Linked DNA regions of Homo sapiens: region 1 is linked to region 2. A link is a loop called in an ENCODE intact Hi-C map of the cell type or tissue named here. Cell type or tissue: endothelial cell of umbilical vein. All regions are shown on one strand. Each heading gives the region's core, and the rest is flanking DNA. Links, peaks and the distances in the headings are about the cores only. Region 1 overlaps ANKRD33B (ankyrin repeat domain 33B). Region 2 overlaps LINC02213 (long intergenic non-protein coding RNA 2213).

What was found. A loop is a pair of places that touch in the nucleus more often than their neighbours do. Peaks named below come from ENCODE experiments on the same cell type or tissue, not always from the same donor. Only the 100,000 strongest peaks of a DNase experiment are listed, where the experiment ranks them.
Region 1: it touches region 2 in a loop (4-fold over the local background); 4 of 110 quality-filtered maps call a loop at or near these places.

What each region holds. Positions count from the first base shown.
Region 1 is chr5:10,589,490-10,592,305 of GRCh38, reverse strand. All of the region lies in intron 1 of ANKRD33B (ankyrin repeat domain 33B), which reads right to left. Among named protein-coding and RNA genes, the nearest start is that of ANKRD33B, 27 kb to the right of the region's middle. In endothelial cell of umbilical vein, for the core only: no CTCF peak of the experiment used is centred there; DNase peaks (open chromatin) are centred at 781 and 1,445; H3K27ac peaks cover 1,786 bases.
Region 2 is chr5:10,512,816-10,515,631 of GRCh38, reverse strand. All of the region lies in intron 1 of LINC02213 (long intergenic non-protein coding RNA 2213), which reads left to right. Among named protein-coding and RNA genes, the nearest start is that of LINC02213, 7.9 kb to the left of the region's middle. In endothelial cell of umbilical vein, for the core only: no CTCF peak of the experiment used is centred there; a DNase peak (open chromatin) is centred at 1,361; H3K27ac peaks cover 1,948 bases.

The DNA.
Region 1 (2,816 bases), core at 99-2,598, 77 kb before region 2:
TATGCTCTGTTTAACAAAAATAAGAGACAAGGAAAGTAGAATACTAACAAGAATAAAGTTTTCCCACAAATTGGTGAGAAGAAAATAAAGCAGATGGCCCAAAATAAGACCCTGTCTTTAAAGGGGAACATGTGTTAAAGGAGCAATCTGGGCAGTGATGGATGACTCAACCAACATTGCTGGAAAAGTTGATTACTGAGCAGTAAACACACACACACACACACACACACACCATAAAATCAAAAGATAATACAAAAGGACTAAAAAGTCAAGGGTATAATATATATACATACATACATACATACTTATATCCTAAAATAGTTTACTGATGGAGAAAAGAGATTCAAAAGCTAAAAATAATAAGATAACAATAAATATACAATGTAAGTTACTATATAAATACAATATTCCCTTATATCAAAATTATAAGTAAAATTGAAAGAAAAATGAAAAAGCAATCAAGATTAGTGACATTCACAGAATGATTTAAACAGAAATATTATATTGAATATCAGCATAAATACACCAAGAGTACAATTTTTCAAGGGTAAAGGAATGAGTAGAAAAACCAAAAAATAGCAAAAAGCCAGTAAATACATGTAAAATATACATAATCTTACTAGTAAGCAAAATAATGTAAATTAAAATATTAATGAGACACCATATGCTTAACAATAAATATTACATTTCAGATCTTCACAAAAGATGAATTCATTAATAGTTCTGGACAAAAGTCCCAGTCATACGGAAAAAAAATAAGGTTGGATCTTTATCTCACATCTCAGGCTGAAATGAATCATTAAATATTCAATCATAAAAACACTAAAAAGGCTCGGTGCGGGACAGCACTCTGGGAGGCCAAGGGTGGCAGATCAAGAGGTCAGGCGTTCGAGACTAGCCTGGCCAATATGGTGAAATCCTGTCTCTACCAAAAGTACAAAAAAAATTAGCCAGGCATGGTGGCACGCACCTGTTGTCCCAGCTACTCAGGAGGCTGAGGCAGGAGAATTGCTTGAAACTGGGAGGGGGAGGTTGCAGGGAGCCCACATGGTGCCACTGCACTCCAGCCTGGGCAACCGAATGAGACTCCATCTCAAAAAAAAAAAAAAACCACTAAAAAAAATGTAGATGACTATTTCTATAAACCTGGCTTAGAAACAGCATTTTGAAGCAATAGAGCAAGGCCGGAAACCATAAAGAAATAGATACATCTGACTGTATAAAAATTTAAACCTTCTCAGCAAAACAGTGTAAAGAAAGTAAAAAGGCAAATGACAGGGACTCTCACTTTCAGCTCTGAGAAACTGGCTTCAATCAGAGGCACTTTTCCCCTGAGAACAACTGAATACTTTTTTTCCCTAAATATCCATTTGGAGGCATCCAGTTTCCAAGACGACCAGGACTTGCAGGCCTGATTGTATTCCAGAAAGAAGGCGGAAATCCTGAGATAAGCTTCCATTCTCATGGCTTTCCCTAAGGGCATTTGCTGAGTAAGGCTGGGTGCTGAGAAACCAAGCAGAGAGCAGTAGTGAAGGGTAGGAGGAGCTAAGCAGAGTTGGTCATACTCTCGAGGGTTTGCAGGGAGGGGTATCCAATCTTTTGGCTTCCCTGGACCTCAATGGAAGAAGAATTGTCTTGGGCCACACATAAAATATACTAACACTAACACTGGCTGAAAACACACACACACACACACACGCGCGCGCGCGCGCGCGCATCTCAAAATATTTTAAGAAAGTCTACAAATTTGTGTTGGGCTGCATTCAAAGTCATCCTGGGCCTCATGTGGCCCGCAGGCCAGGGGTTGGATAAGCTTGGGTTAAGGAGACAAAAGTGGTATTCATGATCTGCCCAGGCCATATTTCTATAGGAAGCCAAAAGGGCTATATCCTACAAGACAGGCCAGAAAGAGGCCAGATCTTATAAAAACTACAACCTAGACTGCAATCTTCTGTCCCACTCTGTCTGCCAGAAGCAAACTAAATCCTCCCTGGACAAGATAACACAATCTAGTGCTACTTCAATTTTCATACACAATGTCTAGCATTCCAAAAATTACCAGATGTATCAGGAGACAGGGCCAAGAGAAAAACAGAAAATAGAAAACATCCCCAGAAGATCCAGAAATTAGAACGATCAAGCTTTAAAATAACTAATATGTAAAAGCAAATAATGACAAATGAGGAACTTTATTACAGAACTAGAATCAATAAAGAATCAAAAATTTTAGAAATACAGCATAATTGAAATTAAGAATGTAAAAAGCAATTAAATAGTAGATTAGGGTAAAGATATGATTAGTGAATCAAAAGATAAGTTTAATCAAAAATGCCCAGAAAATTAAAAAAAAAAAAGATTTAAAAGATAGGAAGAAAAGCATAACATACACAGGCAGCATGGTATAAAAGGTCTAATGTGTGTGAATTTGGTGTCACAGGATAGGAAGAAAAAGGGATTGGAACAAAAACAATATTTGACAAGATAATGGCAGAGAATTTTCCAAAACTGACAAGAGATATCAAGCCGCATATTCAGGAAACTCTATAAACCCCAAACAAGATTTTTTAAATGACAAATTAGAAAAAGAAGGCAGAATATAATAACTTTAGCATATGTAAAAAAATCCTTAGACCTCAAGAAGATAAGACAGACTAATCAAAAAATTGACAAAGGAATTGGTAAATTAGTTCAAAGAAAGAAATACAAAGGGCTAGTAAACATGTGATATGAAATATGTCTCAGCCTCACTAATCAACAAAAATGCACAAATAAAAGTGAGGTGTCATTTTTTGACAAGTTGGAAAAGAGTAAACAGA
Region 2 (2,816 bases), core at 301-2,800:
CTAAAATGCATTCTTTTGCATGTGGCTCTCCAGTTGTTTCAGCACCATTTGTTAAAAAAACATTCTTTCCCCATTGAATGGTCTTGGCATTCAGTTGCCCATAGACACATGGATTTATTTCTGGACTCTCAGTTTTGTTCCATTGGTCTATATGTTTATCCTATGCCAATGCCACACTGCTTTGATTACCATTGCTTTGCAGCATGTTTTGTGATCAGGAGGTGTGAGTCTTCTTACTTTGTTTTTCTTTTTCAAAATTGTTTTGGCTATTCTGGATAAACTATCTTTTTTTTTTTTAATTTATTTTTGTAGAGACAGGGTCTTGCTATGTTGCCCAGGGTGGTCTCAAGCTCCTGGCCTCAAGCAATCCTCCTGCCTCAGCCTCCCAAAATGGTGGGATTACAGGTGTGAGCCTGGCCTATAAGCTATTTATTTTTTATGCAAAATAAATGTCAGGGCTTTATCTGAATAGCAAGTGTGTAAGTAATTATTTGAGTGGCTTGCTTTTTATTAGTTTGGTGCAAAAGTAATTGCAGTTTTTGCCATTGAAATAGCAAACCTACAATTACTTTTGCACCAACCTAATAAAATTGTTTTATTGGTATGTTTAGTTATCTTACATTTTAATCATTTTATTGACATTTCTGTCCATGGTTGTGCTCATCAGTTTATACCTACAGAATATTAAAGACAGATAGGGCCAGGCACAGTGGCTCACCACTGTAATCCCAGCACTCTGGGAGGCCGAGGCGGGCGGATCACTTGAAGTCAGGAATTCGAGACCAGCCTGGCCAAAATGGTGAAACCCTGTCTCTACTGAAAATACAAAAATTAGCTGGGTGTGGTAGCTCGTGCCTGTAATCCCAACTACGTGGGAGGCTGAGGCAGGAGAATCACGTGAACACAGGAGGCAGAGGTTGCAGTGAGCTGAGATGGCGTCACTGCACTCCAGCCTGGGTAACAGAGAGAGACTGTCTCAAAAAAAATAATAATAAGATAAAATAAATAAAGACAGATAAAAGGAGAGAGAGAATGAATTTGCAATGTACTTCTGGACTGTAAAACAGAAATTTGCACACATGTGGAGGTCAGAGACTTGCAGGGCTAGAGGATACTCCAACCCAAAGTGTTTGCTTGGCTGAGCCAGTAATAAGTATCAGGGATCCGGGGAAGACCTGTGGCTCCATTTACAGAAATTAACCAGAGTTCACAAATCCCAGAGATTCCAAAAGTCTATCAACCCTGAAATCTGCTCCCCAGGCATCCGCAACCTCCTGCCCCCTGTTGCCCTAGGCCTCATGCTTTCCTGCCACATTTTCCTGCTGGGTAGACACTGGGGCTGTGAGCCAAAGAGGAAACCCACCTCCACGGGGGTTAGAACTCCAGCTCTGGTTTTGTCGGTAACCATTCTAAACCTTGTTTCCCACAGCCCTTATTCAAACCTGGGTGGAGTCAGGGATGGGGTGGGGGGGATGGGGGGAAGGGGCAAGGGCAGCATCCGGCAGGATAAGCAGGGGCGGAGCATCCCTGTTTTCTTCTATGTGTTGAGGTGCTAAGTTTGGTGATTTTCCAGAAAGACTGACAAGACTCAATAGCAAGTTATATGCATGGCTAACATTTATTCCAGCAAAGGATGCAGAGAAAAGGCCACAGGAAAAGATACGCATTGTTTGCATTCCAGAACAGTCCAGCTCAGGCTCCTTCATGCCTCCTCATCTGAGACCACTCAGAATGTGGTTTTTGTCTGGCAGAGAACTCCAAGGACATGTGTGGAAGACCCGAGGAAACCCATGCCAGTCTCAGGGTCCAAGGTTTTTCGGGTGGTTGATCACATAGACACATTCTGCTTAGCTATCAGCTATGCCAAGTGAAACTCAGGACCCCAGCAGTGAAACCACGTACACATCATCAATTTGATGTTTGTGCAAACTATCCTGACAAGCTGGTTGCATGTGGCCAGTTCCTCCAGAGGTATAGAACAAAATCATTAATCACAGACATCAAAACCTTCCTGGGGACTGCACTCACCAGGGCTGGCCAAGGGTCATTGTTCTAGGCTGCCCTGGAGACATGCAACGAGCAAGCAAGACCTGCCAGGCTGGCTCTTTCTTCACATCTCAATGGTCTAAGTGGCCACTGCTTAGTTACAGATTGATCTAGACGACTTGGAGCTTGGATTCAAGCTCAGGAAGGTACTGACCACTGGGCTTCATTGCTGTGGCTGTGGTTAAGTGAAATGGGAGAACAGCGCAGTAAAGAAGCACACAGATGGCCTGGTTGCAAAGCCCTACTTTGCGTGCATCCTTAAGAAAAGCACATCAGGCCAGACGTGGTGACTCATGCCTGTAATCCCAGCACTTTGGGAGGCTGAGGTGGGCAGATCACCTGAGGTTATGAGTTCGAGACCAGCCTGGCCAACATGGTGAAACCCCATCTCTACTAAAAATACCAAAAATTAGCTGGGCGTAGTGGCGGGTGCCTATAATCCCAGCTACTCAGGAGGCTGAGACAGGAGAATTGCTTGAACCCGGAAGGTGGAGGTTGCAGTTAGCAGAGATCATGTCAATGCACTCCAGCCTGGGCAACAAGAGTGAAACTGTCTCAAAAGAGAGAGAGAGAGAAAGAGAGAGAGAGAGAAAAAGAAAGAAAAGAAAGAAAGAAAGAAAGAAAGAAAGAAAGAAAGAAAGAAAGAAAGAAAGAAAAGAAAGAAGGGAGGGAGGGAGGGAGGGAGGGAAAGAAAGAAAGAGGAAAGGCAAGGCAAGGAAAGCACATCAGGCTGGGCACAGGGGCTCACGCCTGTAATCCCAACACTTTGG